Linked DNA regions of Homo sapiens: region 2 is linked to region 1. Evidence: read pairs that join two places in POLR2A ChIA-PET (ENCODE). Cell type or tissue: GM12878. All regions are shown on one strand. Each heading gives the region's core, and the rest is flanking DNA. Links, peaks and the distances in the headings are about the cores only. Region 1 holds the start of LOC124906092. Region 2 has its middle 66 kb from the start of TLK1.

Region 1 (5,383 bases), core at 96-5,095:
GTCTCACCCTGTTGCCCAGTCTGGAGTGCTATGGCACAATCTCGGCTCACTGCAGCCTCCGCTTCCCGGGTTCAAATGATTCTCCTGCCTCAGCCTCCCGAGTAGCCGGGATTACAGGTGCCCGCCACCATGCCCAGCTAATTTTTGTATTTTTAGTAGAGACAGGGTTTCACCATGTTGACCAGGCTGGCCTCGAACTCCTGACCTCGTGATCCACCCGCCTTGGCCTCCCAAAGTGCTGGGATTACAGGTGTGAACCACTGTGCCCGGCCTTTTTTTGTTTGTTTGTAGTCTGTGTCTTGCTCTGTCGCAGTGGTGCGATCTCGGCTCACTGCAACCTCTGCCTCTTGGATTCAAACGATTCTCCTGCCTCAGCCTTTCCAGTAGCTAGGACTACATGCGTGCATCTCCACGCCTGGCTAATTTTTGTGTTTTTGTTAGAGACGGGTTTCACCATGTTGGCCAGGCTGGTCTCGAACTCCTGGCCTCAAGTGATCTGCCCATCTTGGCTTCCTAAAGTGCTGGGATTATAGGTGTGAGCCACCGTGCCTGGCTGTAAGATGGTATCTGTGTGGTTTTAATTTTTCATTTCCCTGATGACTAAGGATGTTTACCACTTTTTCATAAAGTTTATTGGCCTTTTCGTTATCCTTTGTGAAGTGCTTGTTCAAATCTTTTGTTCATTTGTCTGTTGTGTTTGTCTTTTAAAAACCATACTTGAAGGCATTCTTTTTGTATTTTGGATGAGAAGTCTTATTTTTTATTAAAACTTTTTCCCCCTATTCTGTGGCCTGCTTTTGTCTTCTCTTTATGGTATTTAAGAAGCCTTTTCTTATCTCAAGTTCATAAAAATGTTTTCCCATATTTTCTGTTTTTAATATAGGCATTATAGCTGTAAATTTCCCTCTAAGCACTGATTTAGTTCATTCCATAAGTTTTGATATGTTGCCTTTTTGTTTTTATTCATCTCAAGTATTTTCTAATTTTTCTTTTTATTTCATTTGACCCATTATTTATTTAGGAATATGTTAATTTCTGCATATTTGTGAATTTCTCGATTTTTTTTCTGTTACTGAGTTCTAATTTAATTCTATTGTGATCAGAGAACGTACTTTGTATCCTTTTTATCCTTTTCAGTTTGTTGATGCTGGTTTTATGGTCTAGCATAGATCATCTATCCTGGAGAATGTTCCATGTGTGCTTTTTTAGAAAAATGTGTATTGTGTTGTTGGGCAGAACGTTCTCTAGCTGTCTTTTCCATCTAGTTGATTATAGTGTTTGTTTTCTGTTTCCTTATTGATCTTCTGCCTAGTTCTATTCATTATTGAAAGTGGGCCATTTAATTCTTCCAACTATTGTTCTTGGCTTGTCTATTTCTCCCTTTAATTCTGTCAGTTTTGCTTCATGTAATTTGGGGCTCTGTCATAAAGTGCAAGTGATTAGAATTCTTATATCTTCCTAATAAATTGACCCTTAATTGTTTTAAAATGTTTCTCTTGACCTCTCAAAACACCAGTTTTTAAAAGTTTGTCTGATACTAGTATATTCATGCCAGCTCTTTTGCATGGTATGTTTTTTCCCATCCATTTACTCTTATCCTGTCCCGTTTGTATTTTTGAATCTAAAATATGTCTTAAGTAGACAGCGTTTAATTGGATCTTATTCTTTTAAAACCCAATCTGGTAATTTCTGCCTCTTGAGTGTATTATTTAATCCATTCACATTTAGTGTTACTGATAGGGTTAAATTTGTCTGCCACTTTGTTTTGTTTTCTATAGGTCTCATTTCTCTTTTGTCCTCTTTCCCTCCTCTACTGCTGTCTTTTGCATTACATGAGTATTTCCCAGTGTAACATTTTAATTTCTTTAATCATTTTAAAACTATATTTGAATTACTAGTGATTACTGTAGGGTTTACATTTATATATCTTAGCTTATCAGAGTCTACTTCATAGCTACATTAATTCTTGCAATATATAGAAACTTTAGTCCTGTATAGCTCTACTATTCCACCTCCCCCACCTTTTTTTTTTTTTTTTTTTTTTTTTTTTTTTTTTTTTTTTTTTTTTTTTTTTTGGAGATAGAGTCCCACTCTTCTGCCCAGTCTGGAGTGCAGTGGTGTGATCTTGGCTCACTGCAACCTCTGCCTCCTGGGTTCAAACAATTCTCATGCCTCAGCCTCCCGAGTAGGTGGGGATTACAGGCATGTGCCACCACACCCAGCTAACTTTTTGTATTTTAGTAGAGATGGGGTTTCACTGTGTTGACTGGGCTGGTCTTGAATTCCTGACCTCAAGTGATCCTCCCACCTTGGCCTCCCAAATGTATCTTTTGATGAAACTGAGATAAGGAAAATACATTTTATAGTTTTTGTACTAACCTTACTTGTCTATTCATTTACCATTTGATATCATTTCCTTACTTTCAGTAAAGTTTGTCACTACTGACCCCTTTGTCCATTCGTGCATTCATTCATTCATTCCTTCATTCAGTCATTCATTTATTGAGAGACGGAGTCTCGATTTGTCGCGCAGGCTGGAGTAGTGGCATGATCTTGGCTCAATGCAACTTCTGTCTCTGAGTTCAAGTGATTCTGGGTTCAAGCGAATCCCTCCGGAGTAGCTGGGATTACAGGTGTGAGCCACCATGCTCAGCCCTGATTTCTGATTTGACTCCATTCTAGTAAGATTTAAATCCCTAAGACTTAAGTTCTTGGAAATTTGAGACTTGCTTTATGGTTCAACATATGGTCTTTTTGGGTAAACATTCCTTGTGTACAACAACAAAATATTTATAGACTACAGTTGTTAGATGTGGTGTAATATGTTCTATCAAGTTTGTTTCTGTTTCAGATTTTTACTGCTTTTGCATTTGTTTGCTCCTATTCAGACAAAGGTTTGTTAAAATATCCCCAAATGATTATAACATTTGTCTCTCTGTTTAATTTGTCAGTTTTTGTTTTATATATTTTGATTATGTTAAAGTGCTGACAAGTCAAGGTTTTTTTAAATCTACCTGGTGAATCAAACTTTTTATTATTGTGACGTGTCCCTCTTTATCTCAGTATTGCATTTTACCTTGTAGTGTTTTTAATCTAGTGTTAAGGCAGATACACTAACTTTCATTTGGTGTTTGCATGCTACAGCTTTTTCCATTCTTTCAGCTTTCGCGTTTTAGCCATATCTTTTAAGTTGCATATACTAGTTTAAATAAACTAGTTTGACCATGTTTGTTCTTTAATTGGAACATGTAGTACATTTACATTTAATATACTTGCTGATATGTTTAAATTGATATTCCTAATAAATGATTTCTGTTTATCCTGTTTGAACTTTCTCTTATTCTCCTTTTCTGCTGCTTTTGGGATTATTATTATTTTTTGTTCCAAATACCCCCCACCCCCCAACTTGGCTTAATAGTTAGACCATCTTTTTTTAAATTTGTTTTTAATATTTATCCTAGAGATTACAATATGCCTCCTTTCTGTGTTAAAGTGTGATATAAGTTAGCACTTTTTTCTCTTTCTGGTCAGTGCAGCAACATTAGAAAACATTAACTGTACATTTCCCTCTCCAGAATTACATACTATTGCCAGATAGTTTAGTTCTCTGATATTTTAACTCCCCACAAGATATTACCATTAGTGTTTTATTCAGTAATTATACATTTAAATTTGTTTATATACTCAGTTTTTTTCTTCAATCTTTAGTGCATTTCCAGGCTTCTAGCTGGGTTGATTTTCTCTCTGAAAATACTCTTTTTTTTCTCTATTTGGGCCTATCTGTTGAGGAATTCTTTTTTGCTTATCTGATAATGCTTTTTTTTCATTTTTATTCTTGAAGGGATTTTTTTGGGGGGAGGGAGCTGGATACAGAAATCTTGGTTGGCAGTTTTTTTCATTTGTCATGTTGCAGCTATGCACAGTGCCCTTGAGACCTGGTTTCCAGAGTTTCTGTTGAGAAGTCAACTATCAGTCTTACTGTTGCTCCTTTGACTGTAATCTAGCTTGTAGATCTCTGGTCACTTTTTGTTTTTGTTGGAGTGGGGGTGTTTATATTTGGTTTTCAGCAGTTTTACTGTGATATGTCTAGGTGTGATCTTTTATTTGTTCAGCTTGGTGTTTATAGGACTTCTTATAACTGTGACGTAGGACTGCACTGCCCAGTGCCAGCCACTAGCTGCATGTAACTGTTGATACCAATTAACATTTAAAAAGTTAAAAATTCAATTCCTCACATTTTAAGTTCTCAGTAGACAAATGTTTCTATTAGTTACTCTATTGGCAGATGGAGAACATTTCCATCATTCTATCAATAGAATAGAAAGTTCTGTTGCACAGGACTGATGAGCTCGTTCGTCAGTTTTGGAAAATTCTCAGACTATATCACTTCGGATAGTGCTTCTGTCTTGTCATCTTCTTTCCTCCTGGTACTCCAGTTATACATGTATTAAACATTCTTAAATTTGCCCTATGTTTCTTACATCCTTTTTTGTATGTTTTATCTTTTTATTCCTGTGTGCATTTTTAAAGATATATTTTTCTGACCAATCTTCCATTTCATTAATTCTCTTAGGCTGTGTCTAATATGCCATCAGACTCATACACTGAGTTCTTTAATTTAGTTTATTTTACTTTTTGGTTCTAGAATTTCAATTTTATTCTCTTTAGTTTCAGGTTTTCTGCTAAAGTTCTCAGTGTTAACTACTCAGCATACTTATTCGAGAGTCTGTGTCTGATAACTTAATTATCTAGATACCTTTGGGTCTTGTTCCATGTTTCATTTGCATTTTATTTGCGTTATTTTCTTGGATTTCTGGTTAATTTTTATTGTGTATGAGACATTTGATGTGAAAAACTGTAGAAATAATTTGAGGCCTAGAATAATGGTAGTCTTCCATGACATAAAATTTACATTTAATTTTGACAGAAACATAGGGGCCCTATAAATCTGCTTTTCTTAATTCACTTTTAAGGATTGAGATTATTTGAATCTGGGCTTTAATTGTAATTCTTTTGCTCTGAGGTTGAGATCCCAACCCAGAGTTTGGGGGAGGCTCAGGGTCTCATTTTTGTCTGGCTAACCCAGTGAGGCTTTCAGATGTTTTGCTTAGCTTTCCAGCCTCACAGTCACTACTTAAATCAGCAGATGCCTGTAGGGGAGAAGAAACCTGGTATACCAGACTCACTTCTGGGAACTTAGTGAATTCTGGCCCCATTTCTTTACTGCCTGATCTCTAGAAGTAGAGTTTTCGTTTTTTAAACTTAGTTCAACTTTTCAAGTTTCTTCAGCCAGAAGATTGGTTTGATGACCTGATCACCATTACTGGAAGGAGAAAGTCCTTGTTTGCTTTTATTTTTAATTCTTTAATTGGCTTTGAAATTT
Region 2 (5,383 bases), core at 114-5,113, 84 kb before region 1:
AGAACCTGGAGCTTTGTGCAAAATCAGAAAGTCTTTCTTTCAATCAGCTTCCTCTGCTAACTCGCCATGCCAATGACCCAAGATGGCACAGCATGCCTAGTGAGGTACGATTTTTAAAAATTGATTGAGAGGTGTCTGTGTTCTTAGGCGGAGGCAATACCTAAGCCAGGAGGAAGGATTTGTTTTTATGAGAGGGCTCTCTTGAATGCTCCTACTTAGTTGTGCAAATGCAAAGTTTGCACCCTTTCTCTTGAGGAAAGGACTTCCTAGGACTGAAGAACAGAGATTCTGTCCATTTTTCCTTAGAATTGAAGTCCAGTAGCTCATCAGGGTCAACCAAAGTGGTTCTGTCCTCTGGCAGAACAGGATACCACAGCTTCCAAAAGGGATGGCACCCGGAGGGAAGAGTGAGTTTAAGCTGGCAGCTAGAACTAAACACAAAATGGCAACAGTTGGATTCTCTGAGGCCCAGCTCTCCTGGCATTGAGTTGAATATGTGAATGCAAGTCAAAAAAGTTCTGATCTTGGAGGCCAAGCATTAGACTCTGGGCTGAGGAAGACAGGCAAATATCCATTAGCCTGCACAAGACTGGCACTGAATGTTGAGGCTGTGTGGCAGGGATCAGACTCATACTGCTGTGAGCTCATGAGATTTCCAGTTCCTTCCTTTTTGAGGTTTGATAGGGTCAATTCTTCTGCACCAAGAAAGCCCCTGAGAGTTTTGGACAATTAAGTGGGAAGGCCTCACTGGGCAGGTCCTGGAAAAGAACATGTGACGACTTGAGTAAAATATTGGAAAACAAAAGATGTAAGACCATATTGTTCCCTGAGGTGGAGAGGTGTGTCTTATAGGACACGCATATGCCCTTTCAGTTCAAGAATCTACCACTGAGTGGAAATTCCCAAGTGCATGAATCTAATTAGCTTGACCAGGTCAGATGCCCAATTCTGTTCCATGCAGCTGGGACCTCCTAAGCAGGGAGGCCAATTGGCAGAGTTGAGTAGGCAGGCATTGACAGAAAGGTTATCCTACATGCAACACAGAATTTTTTTTTTAATTACAGTTCAACCACTAGCTTAGCAAAATATATCTCCAGAGTACAAAATGCTACCTTCACAGATTCAAACAACCATTATCTAATAACATAGGCTAAAAAAGAGACAGTCAGTGTTGCTCAGAACAACACAGACAACTCCAGAAGGACATGAGTTTAAACGCTGTCAACTGAACTGAATCACTTGGGAAAAATTAATCAATCTGAACCTCAACTCTCCCATCTGTAAAGTGACCACAATAATACCTACTTAATAAAAGAGTTCTAAATATTATTTATCTTTGGGTTTTTTTAGAGACAAGGTCTTACTCTGTCTTCCAAGCTGGAGTGCGGTAGCACAACCATAGCTCACTGCAGCCTCGAACTCCTGGGCTCAAGCAGTCCTCCCACCTCAGCCTCCCAAGTAACTGGGGCTATAGGTGTGCACCATGCTTAGCTGATTTAAAAAATTATTTCAGAGATGAGGTCTTTCAGTGTTGCTCAGGCTGGTCTCTAATTCCTAGCCTTAGGTGATCCTCCTGCCTCAGACTCCAGAGTAGCTGGGATTACAGGCATGCCTAACAGGTTGTGAATATTAAATACAGTAACATCTACAAAATGCCTTGTCCCTGGCCTACAGCCTATTCTCAGGAAAAGGTCAATGTTCTTTTATTTATTTGTTTATTTTTTGAGATGGAGTCTTGCTCTGTCACCCAGGCTAGAGTGCAGTGGCACAATCTCAGCTCACTGCAACCTCTGCCTCCTGGGTTCAAGTGATTCTCCTGTCTCAGCCTCCCAAGTAGCTGGGATAACAGGTGTGTGCCACCACACCTGGCTAATTTTTGTATTTTTAGTAGAGATGGAGTTTCTCCATGTTGGCCAGGTTGGTCTTGAACTCCTGACCTCAAGTGATCCACCTGCCTCAGCTTTCCAAAGTGCTGGGATTACAGGTGTGAGCCACCGCGTCTGGCCTTCAGTGCTATTTTTAACTATACTAACAAGAGTTAGCAGTGTTCTTCCAAGGTGTCTAATATACTCCAGGGTATTGTTCTCTGAAATTTGTAAGCGCTTTCAGACTCTTTGGGAAAATGTACTATACTGGAAAGAAATTTTATTTGTGTTGTGTTTCTGGTTTACTGACTAAGTTGTAGAGGTAAGACAAGGGAGGGCTGTAATATTTTTCTGGCTGTTCGACTGTTCTAAAATGGGGAGTGAATTAGTCAGAACTTTTACAGTTGCAAGTGAAAGAAATCCAACTGGCTTAAACAAAAAAAAAAAAAAAAAAAAAAAAAAAAAAGGAGATTTACTAACTCATGACTAACTCATGTAAATGAAAAAGCCCAGGGGTATCGTGACTCCCAGATTATTTGGACTCAGGTACACATAAGTCAAAACCAGAAAGCTTTTGGTCATGCTTTCTCCTGCATGGATGCATTGTTAGACAAGCTCTCCTGCAGTTGTAGCAAATATTCCAGAAGGAACTCCAGGCTCTCATTCTATTCACTGAAAAGAGATCATCTCTTTCTTAATAGTTTCAGCAAAAAACTGGAGGAAGTTTCTCATTGGCCCAAGTTGAGTCACATGCCCATCTCTGAACCAATCATGAGGTCAGGAGATAAATTAGCCAGGGCTGGGTCATGTATTTATCATTAGAGCTTGGGGCTGGGGTAAGGGTCAGCTCCACCTCAACTACATGGAGGGGTAGTAGGGAGTCTCAAAGCTTGATTGGGACACTTTTACCAATAGAAAGAGGGTGGGAATGGTATGCCAGAGAGGCATTAAACAAACAGTCCCTGCAGAAGGAACTGCAGCTGTAGGAGAAAAGTTAAAACAAAATGACTATTCTCTGATTGTTTTGCTGCTACAAAATGATTTTGTATCTACCTCATGGTAGCCACTGAAATTTATTTTCTAATTCCATTTTAAAAAATTATGTAAATCTGTTTGAGAATGTATTCTAGGATGACAAAAATGAGGCCAACTACATGAAGATTAACTTATCAGAAGCTGCAAATAAATTGATTATTTTACATAAGAGTAGTTTCATTCTAGCTGGATGATTTTTGTATGCATGACCACTACCCTAACCATCCTATTATAACAAAGGAAATTGCCATCTGCCACTTTGCTTGTATGAAATATTTCTGGAGGTGGCTTGCCAACTTCAGCCAGAATTATAAAACTAATGAGTTTTTAGCTACCATATGCACAGAGTGTAATAATAGCAGGTTCTAGGCAAATGTTGTCTACTTGCTTCTGGAAGTGCTTTCCCTCCATGATAGGAGCAGATGCCCAAGCCTCTATTAAGAATTCTGTTTTCTTCATAAATCTGTACAGTGACATGGAGTCCTCATATTCTCATGAAGTGAGTTTTATATGGAAAACATGGCCCTCATTACCCTGTTTCTTATGGGGTTTTCAGCCTCTGTTTTGTGGAGACTGGCCCTTATTATGTCAGGATAGAGTACCAGATGCCTTTTAGGAAATTTGGCCAGTTTGAAATTTCTAATAGGTCTTCTGCTCTTTTGATGCTTTACTGATTTATGTGAAGGCAAACAAGATTTTAATTTCCTAATACTACTTGCTATTTATATTAAAATGTCTATTTGTACCTACACCAGTGCTTTATGCTATAACAGTCAGAATAGGTTAGATTATGTGGTTGTAACAAAGGCCCCTGAATGTCAGTGGTTTACAATAAAGCCTTATTTCTCATTCTCACTACATGTTTCACCATTTTCCATAGATTAACATGCAATTTGTTTCCTTGGGGCTCTAGTTCATGGGACTCCACCAGGGGAAATCCATTAATACTCACAGGAGAATATTAGGGGGGTGGTGAGAGAGTATTATATCGATTTATAATTTAGGATGCTTAAAAAAAAACAAACCTAATACCAGAAAATCTAGCTCTGTCTACTGATAGTTCCTAGAAGCAACTACAGCCCATGACAATAAGCACACCTAGATGTTGGTTTCTAAATTCCATTCAGCAATGATGAAAGAAATCAGGGCTCCTTGGAAAAATGGCTGATTCTCAGTTTAGGTCAGGGAAAGATTGTTTCAGAAAATAAAGACACATTAAGGAACTGAAAATGATGTGTGTATGCACTCAACGATTGATGGACATTTGGATTGTTTTCACTTTTTTTGCTATTATAAGTAATAATGTATGAACATCCATTCATAAATAATGTATAAACGTTAGGGTTTTTTTTTGTGGACATACATTTTCAGTTCTCTTGTATGTATAGAGTGGAAAATCTGGGTCGCAGTAACTCTGTGTTTAAGTTTTTAAAGAACTACAAGACTGTTTTCCAAAGCAGTCATGCCATTGCACCTTCCTACCAGCAGTGTACAAAGGTTCCAACTTCTCCACATCCTTGCTGACACTTGCCTTTTTCCTTTTTTTTCCCCTTATAGTCATCCTGGTGGGTGGCTATCTCATTGTGGTTTTGAGTCCCTGATGACTAATGATGTTAGGCATCTTTAGTATGCTTATTGGCCATTTGTGTGTCTTCTTTGGGGAAATGTTTGTGCAGATCCTTTGCCTGTTTTTAAATTGGGTTTTCTTTACATTGTTGAATTGTAAGAGTTATTATATATTCTGCATACAAGACCCTTATTATACATATGATTTGCAAGTATTTTCTCCCAATTTGTGGGTTGCTTCTCACTTTCTCACTGATGTCCTTTGAAGCAGAAAAGTTTTTAATTGTGATGATACCCAGTGTATTTTTTTTATCATTACCTGTGCTTTTAGGGTCATATTTAGTGCCTGCCTTGAGATATTTGATTCATTTTGAGTTAATTTTTATATATGATGTGAGGTAGGGGTCTATAATAAATTCATTCCTTTGTATATGAATATCCAGTTGTTCCAGAAACATTTTTTAAAGACTATTCTTTCCTCATTGAATTGTCATGAAACCCTTGTTGAAAAAATCAATTAACTGTAAATGTGAGGATTTATTTCTGAATTATCAATTATATTTCATTGATATACACATATGTCTATCACTAAGCCAGTATCACTGTCTTGATTGCTATAGCTTTATAGTGAGTTTTGAAACTAAGAAATGTGACTCTTCCACAGTTTTGTTCTTTAAGATTGTTTTGGCTCTTCTGGGTCTCTTGCATTTCCATATAAATTTTAGGATGAGTTTGTCAAATTTTGCAAAAATTAAAAAAGTAGCTGGGATTTTTATAGGGATTTTGTTGAATCTGTAGATCAACTTGGGGAATATTGCCACCTTAATGATATTAAGACTTCAGATCCATGAACATGGGATATCTGTCCATTTATTTAGTAGTTTACTATAATAGAAGGATAAGGTTTAAGAATTAGG

Evidence for each region. ChIA-PET counts read pairs that join two places held together with the same protein. Peaks named below come from ENCODE experiments on the same cell type or tissue, not always from the same donor. Only the 100,000 strongest peaks of a DNase experiment are listed, where the experiment ranks them.
Region 2: POLR2A ChIA-PET joins it to region 1 with 6 read pairs; 4 of 35 experiments call an interaction of 5 or more read pairs at or near these places.

What each region holds. Positions count from the first base shown.
Region 1 is chr2:171,140,199-171,145,581 of GRCh38, reverse strand. The region is part of intron 1 of TLK1 (tousled like kinase 1); the gene reads left to right. It overlaps LOC124906092, which reads left to right and starts at 2,077. Exons shown (of 1, transcript XM_047446755.1): 1 at 2,077-5,383. In GM12878, for the core only: no CTCF peak of the experiment used is centred there; no DNase peak of the experiment used is centred there; H3K4me3 peaks cover 345 bases.
Region 2 is chr2:171,224,517-171,229,899 of GRCh38, reverse strand. It overlaps a transcript of TLK1 not described here. Among named protein-coding and RNA genes, the nearest start is that of TLK1, 66 kb to the right of the region's middle. In GM12878, for the core only: no CTCF peak of the experiment used is centred there; a DNase peak (open chromatin) is centred at 831.